Regions from separate parts of the Homo sapiens genome. Here region 1 is linked to region 2. A link is a loop called in an ENCODE intact Hi-C map of the cell type or tissue named here. Cell type or tissue: PC-3. All regions are shown on one strand.

What was found. Peaks named below come from ENCODE experiments on the same cell type or tissue, not always from the same donor. Only the 100,000 strongest peaks of a DNase experiment are listed, where the experiment ranks them.
Region 1: it touches region 2 in a loop (2.8-fold over the local background); 1 of 110 quality-filtered maps calls a loop at or near these places.

Annotation. Positions count from the first base shown.
Region 1 is chr4:125,364,071-125,372,070 of GRCh38, forward strand. The region is part of intron 2 of FAT4 (FAT atypical cadherin 4); the gene reads left to right. Among named protein-coding and RNA genes, the nearest start is that of FAT4, 53 kb to the left of the region's middle. In PC-3, no CTCF peak of the experiment used is centred here; a DNase peak (open chromatin) is centred at 4,891; H3K4me3 peaks cover 669 bases; H3K27ac peaks cover 1,507 bases.
Region 2 is chr4:125,725,063-125,733,062 of GRCh38, forward strand. No RefSeq gene overlaps it. Among named protein-coding and RNA genes, the nearest start is that of MIR2054, 220 kb to the left of the region's middle. In PC-3, no CTCF peak of the experiment used is centred here; DNase peaks (open chromatin) are centred at 3,719 and 4,729; H3K27ac peaks cover 1,946 bases.

The sequences.
Region 1 (8,000 bases), 360 kb before region 2:
AGGTTCTTGAAACTTGCTTATTTTTTGCTTACTTTTGTGGATGTTCCTATTCCTTCTCTCTCTCTCTCTCTCTTTCTCTCTTCTCTCCACCCCATGTGTGCCCTCACTCTAGCTTCCCCTCTTTCATCCTCCCTCTTGCTACAAATTAAATGTAGTTTTTTTCAAATACCTTTTCTTGGACTTTTTTCTCTCTATAGTGATTCTTGTAGTAATCTTATAGCATCATCTGTCACATTTATGTTGATCTCTTTTTACTTCTGTCTCTTCTTCAGCATCACAATCTGTTTATGTGCTGGACCTAGAAATTTAGCCCCCCGTGAATTTCAACTTCACCCTGTCTATTAAGAAAGCCAGTTATTAATAACGTATTTTAATAAATTATGATAAGCATATGATAAGGAGAAAGAATAGGGGACTTTCAGAATATATTAGAAGGGAACCCAAACTAGACTGTGGATCACCAGAGGAGTCACTAAAGGAGTCTCGGTGGAAGTGATATTTAAACTGCGATACGAAGGATCGCTTGAATTAACTAGGCCATCTTCAGTGGTCAGGAGTCAGTTTTCTGAGCAGAAAGAGTAGTATGCATAAATGCCATGAGCTGGAAACGCATACAACTCTGTATAACTGAAGGAAGTGAGGTTTTTTCAGCTGGTGCATGGAGTGCTGAAAGGAAACTGAGAAGAGACCCTGGAAGGTCAGCTTGGGTGTGAGAGTGAAGAGCACCCAAAGTAAGACTAAAAGTTTGGTAGTTCTCATACCAAAATGAGAAGCCATCAAGAGTTTTTATCAAATTATTGACTTTATCTTATTTGTGTTTCATAAAAAGCTTTCTGGCTACATGAAAAGAAAACAGTTAGAGGTTGGGGGCATTGCGGATTTAGAAATTGAGCATGGAGAACTTGGGGCCCTGGACTAACAGTTGATAGTAGAGTTGGAGGTACATGCATTGAGTGGAGATGTGTTGAAGATGTGGTCCTGGTATTTCTTGATGACGAATTGAATGTAGATGTGGAAGATGATGGAAGAACCAAGGAAGATGGCTTAGTTTCTGCCTTGAGCAACTAAGTGGATGATGAGTTAGGGAATACCGGATGAGGAGTCATAACAAGAAGACAATAAATTAGTTCAGGACCTTGTTAAATGTGAGGTCACTCTGAGATACCAGTGGAAATATCCAGCAGGCAGATGGATATGTGAACTGGAGCACAACAGAGAAGTCTAGATTAAAATTTGCATTTGGAGTGTAGTATCCATGAAAGTAGCCACGAGCTTGGATATGTTGTCCAAAAGAATGTGGACTCTCTTCTCATCATTCAAGCTGAAAACCTCAACTTTATTCCTTGACTCCTCTTTCTCTTTTTTTCTTGCTTCCTATATGTAAATAAATGGTGAAGTCTTATCAGTTTTGCTCTCTATTGTCTTTCCTATTCATACCACCATTTCTGTTTCCAATAGTCTAATTAGGTTCTTGTTATTTCTGACGAGAGAGCTATTATATACTTGAGGATAGCAAGACTGGTTGCCAGGAGATTCATAGACTATTGCAGTAAGCTGGAGAGTTATGACTGCTGTTTAAACAAGATCATTAGCTGTAGGAAAAGAGGAAAGTATATTTAAGAAATAAAGTATATGATAAAGTAATAGAAAATGAATATTTGACTAAAACTAGTATGGGAAACAGAAACGCCTTGAATATAACTAAATTAGAATTATCCTCCTTTATAGATTTAACTTTTATTTTAAGTTCAGAGCTAAATGTACAGGTTCGTTATATAGGTCAGGAGTTCCCAACCCCGGGGCCACTGACCAGTACGGGTCTGTGGTCTGTTAGGAACCGGGACGCACAGCAGGAGGTGAGCGGCAGGCTAACGAGCATTACCACCTGAGCTCTGCCTTCTGTCAGATCAGCCCCTGCTTTGGATTCTCGTGGGAGCGTGAACCCTATTGTGAAGTGAGCATGTGAGAGATCTAGATTGCGTGCCCTTATGAGACCTGCCCCACCCTGCTCTGTGGAACAATTGTCTTCCACAAAACTGGTCCCTGGTGCCAAAAAGGTTGGGGACTGCTGATATAGGTAAACTTCTGTCATGGGGTTTGTTGTACAGATTATTTCATCACCCAGGTATTAATTAAGGCTAGTACCCATTAGTTATTTTTCCTGATGCTCTCCCTCCTCCCATCCTCTGCCCTCTAATAGACCCCAGTATGTGTTGTTCCCTTCTATGTGTTTATATGTTCTCCTCATTTAGCTCCCACTTATTAGTAAGAACATGGAATATTTGGTTTTCTGTTCCCAGGTTAGTTGGGTAAGGAAATGGTCTCCAGCTCCATCCATGTTCCTGCAAAGGACATGATCTTGTTCTTTTAATGGCTGCGTAGTATTCCATGGTGTGTATGTACTATATATATATTTTTAATCTGGTCTACCATTGATGGGTATTTGGGTTGATTCCACGTCTTTGCCATTGTGAATAGTGTTGCAATGAACATAACATGTGCATCTTTACAATAGAATGATGCATATTCCTTTGGGTATATACCCAGTAATGGGATTGCTGGGTTGAATGGTATTTCTGTTTTAGGTCTTGGAAGAATTGCCACACTGTCTTTCACAATGGTTGAACTAATTTACAGTCCCACCTACGGTGTACACATGTTATTTTTTCTCTGAAAGCTTGCCAGCATCTGTTATTTTTTTGACTTTTTAGTAATAGCCATTCTGCTTGTATGAGATGGTATCTCATTGTGGTTTTGACTTGCATTTCTCTAATGATCAGTGATATTGAGCTTTTTGTCATATGCTTGTTGGCCATATGTATGTCTTTTTTTTGAAAAGTGTCTGTTCATGTCCTTTGCCCACTTTTTAATGGTATTTGTTATTTTTATGTGTAAATGTGTTTAAGTTCCTTGTAGATGCTGGATATTAGACCTTTGTCAGATGCATAGTTTGCAAATTTTTTTTGCATTCTGTAGGATGTTTGTTCACTCTGTTGATAGTTTCTTTTGCCATACAGAAGCTTTTCTTTAGTTTAGTTAGAATATAAATAAACCAGAAGTTTCCCTTTTAATTTTAGCATCGCAAATATGCATCAAATGTTATCAATTTATTTTACCACATTGCTCCACAAAGTCTCATCCACCAATTATAATTCTTCCAGGTAAAATTTACTGGAAGCAATTATTGGTAGAGCTGGAAATAGCATTTGCCAGACATTTTTCTACACACTGTACATATATTAAATCATTTAATATTTATAAACATTCTATGAAACATCACATTTTACAGGTGAGGAAATGAAGAACACAAAGGTTATAGAGGGTATTTTTCAAGGTCATACAATTTGTAACTGTCAGCAATAGACTTGAACCCAAGTATTCTGGTTCCAGAATCTACACACTAATCCAGGAAAGTAAAGGACTGCGTATGTTTTAAGCACCTATTAACGTGCCAAGAACTGTGGAATATATGAAAAATACATAGGAGTCAATATGTAAATACACATAGTTTAAATAGCAGGTTGGGGGAAAAAATAACATACTCTGTAACTAGTTTTTTCAACCGTATATCATAGAAAGTTAAGTTATTCAGTTGTTCAAAGTCAGTCAGTTTCCATGAGAGATGGTTAAAATGAAAAACCTTCCTTATAGGTGAAATTTAGGGTGACCATTGCCATTTTTAATCAGATATCCCCAAAATTCACCTTTCCTTGACTAGCATTTAAGAAAGTACTGCAAAATAGTATATGCAAACATTGGCTTTGGTAACTTTTGCCAACTAACTTACCATAGTTTTAATCAGGGAAAATGGTGAGTTCATGTGTGGAAGTTCTACTCTGACTCAGGTAGGTAGAGATTATGAACAAAAAGGGAAAAGGCAATTTCCTACCTGATGGTGTGGAACTCTCTAAATCTGCCAGTCCAGTTTTTTTCCCCCTTCCGTTTAAGGTTTTATAAGACTTTCTAAATAGGCAATTTAGTATTTGTTACTAGTTTGGAAATTATTTTTCTGGAGCCATATGAAGTACTAAGTATTTATAGACAAAAATGTTGGCAAAGAATATAGAGGTTCTTGAAATGGCCTTTCACTGTGGCAGAAGAACTTGAATACATTCAAGTGCAAATCCAGATTTGTAGAGAGTACTGTGGGTTTATGGAAATAAAGCATTTGATTGAAAAAGTCATTTTTTCCAGTATGACTTAGTGATTATTAAATAACCATGTTTTTAATCTGACTCACTGGAGGGAAGCTCCATAGCATTAGTGGTAAACAGTTTATGCAGTTAGAATATGAAAAAGACAAAGAAAAGCAAACTAAAAAGACATTTTAGAGTAGAGTGGGAATTGAGCCAATGTGCCTGACTGGTAAAGTCTTTGGAGGGAAGCCAGGAAGTCTGTGATATTTCTCTAGTTAGGATATATATATATATGTATGTATATATTATATATATGTATATATATATATATATAAAAATCATATTGGATAAAAAATGTTAACCCTTTCTATCAAATTTCAGACTTTCCTGATTCTGAAACTCAAAACTGAATGCAAATTAAGATTTTTAAAAAGTATGATTAAAAAAAATACCGCATACACACATGACATCTGGCAATGCCTTAGATCTCTCTAAAATGTCAAGATGGGAAAATATCCAAAACTTTTTTTTTTTGAGAGAGAGAGAGAGAAAGAGAAAGTTGGCTTCTAGCCATAAGCCTGCCGAGGAATTCTTACGAGAATTTCTGGAAACTGTACTTTTTAAGGCAATCATGTTCTCCATGCTTTCGTGGCCTCAGATGTTACTTGAAGGAATTTAAAGTTTCATCTATTTGTGCTTTGTTGCTGTACACCCTTTAGACTTCAGTGGTCAAGTTTCACTTTGGAGAACTGACAAAAGAAAAATATTGTGTTTGGCACTACACAATCTTAGAATACTTTAAGAATGAATATGCCAAGGGAGAGTCATATTATATAGCTTGAATTGTATTTTTCATGCATGATATGTACATCACCTTATGTCACACAAATCTCTATCAGCCTTTTGCTTTTCCATTAAAATAAATACCCATCAGATACTTGATATAGATATTCTGTGGTTGGAGGGCTTAAGTGAGATGCAGTTTCAGGTAAATAACATAAAATCAGCAGACCTCTAATCTGAATTGAATGTGTTAAATCTTATCAACCTAGAGTTTTAAGGAAGAGGGAACAACTGTCTTCAGTGAGTAATGGCGCGTGCATTAATACCAGTTACTCAGGAGGCTGAGGCAGGAGAATCACTTTAACCCAGGAGATGGAGGTTGCAGTGAGCTGAGATTGCCTCATTGCACTCCATCCTGCCTGGGTGATACAGTGAGACTCCATCTCACAAAACAAGCAAACAAATAAATAAAAAAACAAAAGAAATGGCCAAGAAGAAAAATGCCTAGCTTTCCTGCAACAATTTGGGAGATTACCATCATCTGTATTAATTCATTCATTCTGTTGTTTAATGAAAATGGCTAAAGTCTGGCCTTGCCATTGAGGTTTTTAAAAATTCTGGTAAAATATGCATAACATATAATTTGCCATTTTAATATTTTTAAGTGTATTATTCTGAGTCATTGAATAATTTCAAATTGCTCTGCAACTGTAGCCGTCATCTATCTCCAGAATGTTTTTGTTTCCCAAACTGAAACTCTCTACCCATTAAACACTAACTTTCCATTTCCTCCAATCGGCAAGCTCCAGGCCACCACTGTTCTGCTTTCTGTTCCCATGAAGTTGACTACTTTTGCTAACTGATATAAATGGAATCATACATATTTGTTTTTCTGTGTCTGGCTTATTTTACTTAGCATAATGTCCTCCAGGTAGATCCAAGTTGTAGTAAATGTCAGAATTTCCTTTTTTTTTAAAGACCGAATAGTATTCCATTGTATGTATATACTACATTTTGTTTATCAAAAATGGACACTTGGGTTCCTTTCTCCTTTTTCCATTGGGCGTATTGGGTTTTAATATTACACGTTTGTTATAAAGGCAGATATAGGGTGATAGAATTCATACTAGATTTGGAAATAATCAAACTAGGCTTTGTTCTGCCACAACTAGGTAAAAATGTTACTTCTTTCTGACTTTTTGTAAAATCAGGATGGAAATATATTTCATATCATTGTTATAGCTAATAGCTATTAAGCACTTGTATGTTTCATACTGTGTTAAGGGCTTTTATATATTTCTCATTGTATTCCGACAGGAACCCTACAAAGTAGAGACAGTTCCAAATTTCCAGAATGAATGTGAGATTGTGATACATATGACAAACTGCTTATTAAACTGTACAGCACCTAACAACATGAGGGATTATGCCTAATTCCCTACACAGTGCATGGCATACACAAGGACTCATGAGATGCTGTTGAAGAATAAAAGCAGCTCTACTTTACAGCCATAGGAAGCACATACATATTCAGCCATTTGAAAACAGTGTGTCTTGATGAAAGAGGATTGCAGTTGGATTAATATGAACAGTCACTAAAAAATAAATGAAAACCAAACCTCTAAATCACGTATACAGACAATATTCGCAATATTGATAATATTCAAATTGTGTAAGGTAAACCTGATTACTCAGCAGAATTAAAGTTTCACTGGTGATATGGGGTGCAGGCAGTGTCATCTCTCTGACAAAATTTTTCAAATTTTCAAAATTTTCAAAGTTTGAAAATTTCAAATTGACAAAAATTTTCAAAAAATTTCAAAATTTTATAGAAATCATCACAGTTCTCTTTATTAATCAGAGTTTAAATGTTAGGCCAGCCTGGGTGGCTCACGCCTGTAATCCCAGCACTTTGGGAGGCCAAGGCAGGCGGGTCACCTGAGGTCAGGAGTTCGAAACCAGCCTGGCCAACGTGGTGAAACCTCGTCTCTACTAAAACTACAAAAAAATTAGCCAGGCCTGGTGGTGCATGCCTGTAATCCCAGCTACTTGGGAGACTGAGGCAGGCAAATCGCTTAAATCTGGGAGGCAGAGGTTGCAGTGAGCTGAGATCGCGCCATTGCACTTCAGCCTGGGCAATGAGAGCTAAACTCCATCTCAAAAAAAAAAAAAAAAAAGAAGAAGTTTAAATGTCTACTGATAGGCATTATTTTATAGGGTTATTTTATAGGGACTTAAAAATTTCTACATATCAAATATCTAACATAAATATTGGATCACATGGATATATATTAATTCTGCAAATAATTATACAAATAATATTAAATATACAAATAATTAGTTATACAAATAATATTATACTGTGTATGCCTTTTTATAGAATTTCTTCCAAAAAGCAACAGTGGATAAGTTGGAGAGAGCCATGAAATTCCCCAGGAGAGTGGCTGTGAAGGGTGGCCAGGGATTGAGACATAGGGTATCTTCCTAGAGTCTATCCATGAGAAACTGACATGATTTCATGCCATCTGCTATAAGTGCTATAAGTAATAATATAGAAATAGTTGACCTCACAGTTAATTTATTAAGCAAATAGTGGAGAAGATGCTAGTAATTTCTAGACCTTGCCTCAGGGGCTGTGAATATAGGAGGGGATAAGATAAAAAGTGGCTCTTTCATTGGAGTATCAATTGTGGGGAGAGATTGAATATCCTCAATAATATCTTAATTAATATATAAATATATATAAGAAATATATAAATTGAATAATTACAGATAGAGTTTTTTGTGAATAAAACTGAACAAAGTGATGTAATGGAGAATGATAGCAGTATATGGGGCATATTCTTTAGATGGGGTCATTTAGGGAATGTCTTCCTGTGACGGGGGCATCATAAACAACAATTGTTCAACTGCTCTATTCCATCAGGGTGGGAATCACATACTCATTGTTGGCTAGCGTGTCTGCAGTGCCTAGGACAGAACCTGGCACTTGATAGGCATTTACTGAATATTTTTTGAATAAAAGAAGAACGAAATGGATGACAGTAAATAAGTCTTTTAAAAACGTTGAATCAAGGCTGG
Region 2 (8,000 bases):
TGAAAATTCATGAACAACTTTTGACTCCCCCAAACCTAATTACTAATAGTCTACTATTAACCAGAAGTCTTACTGATAACACAAATAGTCAATTAACACATATGATGTGTATGTATTATATAATGTATTCTCACAATAAATTAAGTTAGAGAAAGGAAAATGGTATTAAGAAAATCATAAGGAAGAGAAAATATATTTACTATACAATAAGTGGAAATTGATCATCATAAAGGTCTTTCGTCCTGGTTGTGTTCACACTGAATAGGCTGAGGAAGAGAAGGAAAAGAAAGGGTTGGTCTTGCTGTCTCACGGGTGGCAGAGGTGGATGAGGTGAAGGAGGTGGAAGAAGAGGCAGGAGAATTAGGTATACTATGTGTAACCTTAAAGAAATACATTGTAATTTCTAACTTTTTTCTTTTTCATTTCTCTAAAAATGTTTCTCATGGTACCAATAATCTTTACACCATTTTACTTTAGTTTTAGCACTCACACAGAAAAGTCCGTGTGGTAAAAGAAGTCCAAAGCAGCCCTAAATAATCAACCCTCTGCCAAGTTGTCCAATGTCAATTTGTTTTCTGGCACTGCTTCTTCTATGACTTCTTTCTCATCACCTGGGACTGGGTCGGAAATACTGATCTCCATCAAGTTCCTTCTGTTAATACCTCCAGTGTGATGTTTATTAGCTCTTGAATTTATGTAAGATCCACATCTTGAAACCCTTTCCTCCCTACTTTTTTTTTAGATATATCCAGAAGCTCTTTCATGATTTCCTTGATTGGCTATGTTGTAAATCTTGTGATGTTACAGAATTTTCTCCAGCAGAAATTTATTGTTTTGATCTTGATAACTTTCATGACTTTTTCTATCACAAATGTGGGCATCTTCACTGGTGTAATTTTCCAGACTCGTGGTCTCTCAATCGTGTTTCTCTTCCACAGCTTGGACAATCTTTTTTATAGAGTACCATTTATTATGAGCCTTAATAATCCTTATGACCCCTTGATCTAGAAGCTGAATTAGAGATATCTTTGGCAGCAAATAGACTTCTTTGATGCCTTTGATGTTGAACTCATGGGATTCTGAGTGGCCAAGGGTTTGTCTAATCAAAAGAATGCTAAAAGGCAGCCCTTTACTAGAAAGGTACCTTCTGGCATCAAGGACAAAGCATCAATTGAACCAATCCAGAAAAATGGTTCTTGTCCAGGTCTGCTTGTTGTAAAACCAAAAGACTAGCAGCTGGTGTTTATCTTTCCCTTCAAGGCTTGGGGGTTTGCAGCTTTATACAAAAGGTCAGTCCTGATCGTAAACTCAACTTCATTTACATAAAACAGTAGAGTTAGCCTATCCCTTTCTGCCTTAAATCCTAGTGCTCACTTCTCTTCATTATTAATATCCTTTAAGACATTTTTTTCCAGAATAGGGTACTTTTGTCTACATTAAAATCCCCTTCAGGTCGATATCTTTTCTCCTCAATACTTTTCTTTGTGGGAATTCATCTGCTATCTCTTGGTCAATAGAAAGTGCTTCTGCTGTTATTTTGATATTTTTTAAGCCAAACTTATTTCTAAAACTATTAAATCATCCTTTGCTGGCATTAAATCCTCCAGCTTTAGATTCTGCACTTTCCTTTTGCTTGTCATAAAATGACTTCGTTTTTTATCAAATCATGTTAGAGTCCATCTAGGCTTTAACCATATTAAAGTCTAAAGACTCTATCTTATTGCTATAAAGAAAGAGCATTTCCTATTGCAATCTTGTGTCCACATAAAAGCTACATTTTCAATATAAGATAATAAGATATCTTGCAAAAAGTACAAGGTTTGTTCACCTGCTGGCATAGTTGTAGAAAGGGCTTCATGTATCTTTTTTTTTTTTTAACAATGATCCTTACCCTGCATTCATTTATCTTGAAATGGCAGGCAAACACAACTGCAGACCTCAATTTAAAGTATATGTCAAGCAATTAACCTTTTTTCTTGCAATTTCATGACTTTCCTCTGCTTTTGGGAGCAGTTCCTGCATCACTAATGGCACTTTATTTTGAGTCCTATCATGTTATTCAAGGTTTATGATATTGCACTAAACATGGCAAATATATGACTATAATGAGAGATCTCTTTTTACTGTGATAAACAGTTTACTGTAGTGAGGAACTGCTCACATAGAGACGATTAACATCACAAGGTATTTTCAGCAGATACTCACAACACTTCGACTCACTGCAATAGCAACAAGATGTGGCTACAAAATTATTACAGTAGTACAGTATGTATTGCAGTTAATTTTATGTGGTTTTGATTTAATACTGGATCTTTACATTTGTTTACATTTCTCTGGACTGTGAATGAGGTCATGTATTGTCAATAAGTGTGTGTATAAATTTTGATAAATTTTAACTTTTGTAATAGATTTGTGCGTATTTTATGGTAGTAAAGGATAAAATAGAATAATATCTACATATATTTTACTCATTCATGACATATCTAACTTTTTATTTTTTTAGTTATTTCTAGGCTATGAGGTTTATCTGTGAGTTTTTTCAAATTTTCTCAAGTCTCCTGAAAATTTTCTAATATATTTGTTGAAAAAGATCTGTGTATAAATGGTCCTGCGCCATGAAAATCCCTGTTATTCAAGGGTCAACTGTATTTTGAAGAAAACCTTAGTGTTAATATAACAGATCTCTAAAGGGGCAATGATAAAATGTGTTAAATAAAGTAAAAGGGAAGATTGGACATTAAAATAGTAATTGGAATTAAACCCATCTTCAATGTACTGAGAACTGTGGCTCAGAAAACACCGGAAGTCACAATCTTTGGAAAAGAATAGACGGAAAAACCTTAACAAGTTATTTCTTATGGCATAGGTAGCCTTTTGCCCAAATCATAAGGCAGAGGAATGTTCTCCTGGGAGCCCACTTAGGGAGCGAGAAAAAGACAGAGCTGAGAATCAGGCTGGGACAGATACGAAGATAATACTGTACTTGGGGTTTATACCTCAAAAACATGTAGGGAGGAATAAAGGCAGCCAGAAACCAGAATTTAGTGCAACACTGGGAAACTGAAAGCAACAGGAGTGGAGTCATGGGATTTCTGTATAAGCAGAGACAGCCAGCTACAACTTAGTTTTACAGTATAGTAAGTGAATAGGTAAAGCCAAGGAGACAACAAAGCAGTGGAATGGAAACAGTAGCAGCAAAATTCCTTGAATTAGAAAAAGAACTCAAATCTAAAGGAAGTCTTAAAAACATTTTCAAGAATTACCTTTTTAGAGTTATTTCTCTCAGAATATGATCACCTTGGCAGTAACAAGCTTGGAATCCCCAAAAAGGATGAATAAAAAGCACCTGAGTACATAAATGCATAAATATGAAACAAAAGGAAAATAGGCAGAGGTCAGATTTCTATTGTAAAATATTAACCTATAATTGAATCTTAATATTTGTCTATTTATAGGTAGCTTGGGTGAAATTATACAAGTCACTTTGTGTAGGGAAGAGCTAGCATTTACTAGGAGAAAAAAAACACTTCATTTTACGTTTGCAATTTCATTTAAACTTTGGAAGAATGCTGATTCTGCATCTAAATCGCAGGACTATTAAACAGCTTTCCTAAGGCCTCATATCTATGTGAGTCAGTCTTGAATCTTACTTCCACTTCCCTGGCTGACTCCTCTCCAGGGCACTCCTTCCCATCACAAGTTGACTTTGGGTCTGGACACAGCATTGTTGCAACAAGAATGTAAACTAGAGCAACTGCTGTGCTTTGAATCCTGACTCAGCCACTCATGCCTCTCTAGGACTTGAGGCATGTTAGTTACTTTTCCTGCATGTCAGTTTCTGCATCTGTAGAGTGGGATGACAGAACCTGCCTCACAGTCACAGAGGGAGGATGAAATGAGATAGTGAAAGTCCAGCACTTCTTTGGAGCTCGCAGGACTACCATATCTTAAAGTTCCCATTAAATAACTGGACAGGGGCAAAGCTGCAGCACAGTATTACAAGCACATAGTAAGCACTCAATGTGAAGTTACTGTGATTCAAACAAAGCAAAATGGATATTTTTGACAATATTTATTGGCTACATATGACATTATTATAGCTCCTTCTACAAAAAAATGCAAGAAATCTTTGCATCCCACCAAAAAATAGCTAAAATGGGAATTTCTTATCATTATAATTCTTCATTTCAACTTTGTTTAATTATATCCTAGACAACAAGGGATTTAGTTTATTTTCTTTAGCTATTCTAGTAAAAGCTTCACATACAAATGTTCAGTTTCATTCACAGCTAATATTTTTTTCAATAAATAACATAATACTTCTTTTACAAAATACAGTTAGAATCTATATTTGTCTGGCTTATCATAAGTAGTCACAATTCTTGCTCCACATTCATTGAAGTTAATACAAAAACTTGTCAGAAAACCAACAATCTAACCACAGTAAGTTATGTAGATTTTAAAGTCATGTAGATTTTACCAAATATTTCAACCCCCCTTAACATAAACTTTTATAAAATACATTCCGGGCTGAGCATAGTGGCTCATGCCTATAATCCCAACACTTTGGGAGACTGAGGAGGGCAGATAACTTGAGCCCAGGAGTTCGAGATCAGCCTGGGCAACATAGGGAGACCCTGTCTCTACAAATATACAAAAATTAGTCAGGCATGGTGGTGCGTGACTGTAGTCACAGGTATTTGGGAGGCTGAGGTGGGAAGAATGCCAGCACCCAGGAAGTTGAGGTTGCAGTGAGCTTTGATTCACGCCACTGCATTCCAGTCCAGCCAGGGCAAGGAGAGTGAGACTGTTTCCAACACACACACACACACACACACACACACACACACACACACACACACACTCTTAAATTCTTTTAGTTTTACCCCTTTAAGATCTCCCTGCAACTGCAACCTCTTTCTTCTGTCTTCCCCACACAGTCACATCCAATCCTTCCTATTTTGCACAGATTCTCTCCTTAGTTTAAATTACCTACTCAGGAAAACAAACTCAAAAATTAGCTAATTTTTAACGAAAGCCACTGAGAAAACAGCTCAACTGAAAGAAAGAGCTGAGTCCCTTGTTTCTTAAACGTTGCCTTCCTGTTCTCACCCTGAGAGAGGTCATCTACCCCAGTGAAATCTTTGTCAGAAATAGTTTCAATGCTTGAGAGATACTTGAAGCTACCTATTTGTACGTTTTGACCACTCTGTGCCCTTTCTCTCTACCTGAGTGTTCCTCTAGACTAAAGTAGTCTCAGAGTGGGGCTAGCAGGCCCTCCATGATGTCTATGCAACCCTCTGTCCCTGACCTACCAGCAGCCAGCACAGACTGAGGCAACAGTATTCAAATAGGATGAAAAGATGTTCATAGCTTATTTGAATGTTAAGTGTCTTTCTTTATGCAGTTGCTTTGTTGTTTATGTTGTCATAGAATAAATAGTATGGTGGTTTATTTTTGTTTCTTTTGAAAAGTGCATAGTTGATTTAATGTATATTCATGTTTCATAATGTATTCTCTGATATGTCTCTCTATACATGTATTCTCTAGTCTCTCTCTATATATTCTCTCTCTCTCTCTCCATATATATATATATGCCCTTCTGGCACATGTGGAGGTTACTTTATGATCTTGGTATAGGGGAGATGTTACAATGTCATGTTTCTTAAGGCTTTGATGCTGTCTCATTATTTTTACCTAGACAATATATACTCTTTTCCAGAAACATATGCAAATGCAGGCTTCTTTATGAACCCTTCCTTTCCCTTCCTGAGACAAGTTAATCAGCCTCTTCTGAATTGCTTCTATTGTTTGCTCCTCAAAGGCATTCCATATTGTTCTAATATAAATTTTCTTCTCCCTGACTCTTACAGAGGTATTCCTGTTGCATAGAAAACTACTTGCCATATAGAACATGAAGTATTTATGTTAATTGAATATATTGAAGCCAGTGAGGCAGATTACTGGTTTGATTTTTCAGATATTAATTTTGATAAGCAGTGGTTTTGCAGTTGGTTTTTAACCAGATAAACAAAAATGTATTTAATGCAGATGGGCACAAGTGAACAACACTCATGATTGGATTTGCAAAACAAAAATCTCTATGTGCACTTTTTTTGAAATCAAGGCAAACCAAAGGATTTTTTATAAATATTGTTATTCTACTAGAAATTACATCACTTTTCCCCTATTGCTATGAAATTTAGTGGTTTATATTGTTCAGTGTAGATATGTTATCGTAGAAATTATTGTTCTGACTTTCCTCAAAACTAGCTTTGTGAACCCATGTGTGTGTGCGTGTGTGTGAGGGAGTATACAGAATAGAATTAATTCTTGTTCAGTGATCGCATTATAGAAAGTGCATTGAACAACGGCTAGTGGCAATTATATGTGTGCATGTAAACACAGCAACACACCAGCCCTGGCCTCCTTCTGGTGCAACAGGCAGTGTCATGACTTTACTATGTCCAGTGGAATTAATATTGGACATGTGTAATTCTATCATTCATCACTGTTTCTCTTTCTTAGATATGGTAATAGAGTATATTATTTACTATAAAAAAATTTAAATTAACACCTACAAACTGTTGCAAAATAATTGAAGAGTACACCAATTAACCTTCCTCCCATTTTGGAGTAATTTCTTTAAGATAATTTCTGTCTTCTAAGTGGTTTAATTCATTTTGCTCGCAACCATTTCAAGAGCAGGCTGTTGTCTTTATAAAGCTCTCTAAACGGGCTCCAAATTTGTGAAAAGAAGAAAATGTCTTTACAATTATGAATATTTCTGTAACTTTCAAGAGATTCTTGTGTTATTTGCCTCATTTCCCAAAGTGTTAGATGGAAGTGAAAATTACTCCCTACTAATAATGCCAACACTATAATTCAGTTACTTTTCTATGCTCGAATAATTATCTGACATTAAAATTAAGAATAACCGACTTGATCTCACTTAACTTTATGTTCGGGTCTTTCATCTTGTGCACTGATGACAGCTGGAGTCCTGAACTACTCTGCAATATTTCCTTCAAAATACCAGCACTGAGGTATAGTCTTCTGACAGTTAATAAAGACAGGAACATGGCATAAAAATCCTCTAAGACTTAATCACAATTGGATAGATAGCAATAAAGTATTCTAAAAATGTAATAAAATGTCTGTATTGATGATAACGAACCTGGAGGTATTTTCTGGAGAGAAGAATTGTGTTCATAATTACTCCTCAAATGTATTAACTTTTACTTCTTGGGGATTCTAATGGTATTGCTGATTTTGTTAGCTTGGTTTGACTTTGGGTTTTACAATTTTTTCCTTAACTCCCTTGTCTGTATTGAATATTCTTCACTCCATCCTCATCATCACTGTCCATCATCATCATCACTGTCCATCATCACTGTCCTAACCAACATCACTGTCCTAACCATGATTGTAAACAGTAGGACTAAAGAGAAGGAAAATATCCTTCCTTTCATTTACACTGCTTACTTTTATATGCAACATATCTCTTACATAGTATTTTGTTTACTGAAAATGGGCAGTTTTAAGATAATATGAAAGAACTTATTTCCCTTAAGATTAAATTATATGAAACTGTTGAATCTAAATTCAGGCTTTATAATCAAGCTAGAGGGAAAAATACTCCTTCTGGAGTTCAAGTTTTTGGCAGCACTTTAGGATGGGACTGGTGGCTGTGATACTGGATAGCTACTGAACAAGAAATAACATCACTTAGAGTTTGGAACCCAGTGCTAGTTTGTGCCAAATTCTTTGTCTTCATAAATATTTATGAGTGATTTCTGCCATCTCGTTAGAATGTAATTCAAAGACAACAGGTGCAAGCAATGATTGCTCAAGCTAGGCCAACTAACTTTGTTATTGTGTTCCAAGTTTTACATTTAGAAGAATCTGTAGAGAGTTGTCTCTGTGACATCTTTGCTTTATTGATTTCATTTAAAAGATGTTGGTTGGGCACTTCTAAATTTCAGTGACCTGCTTCCAGT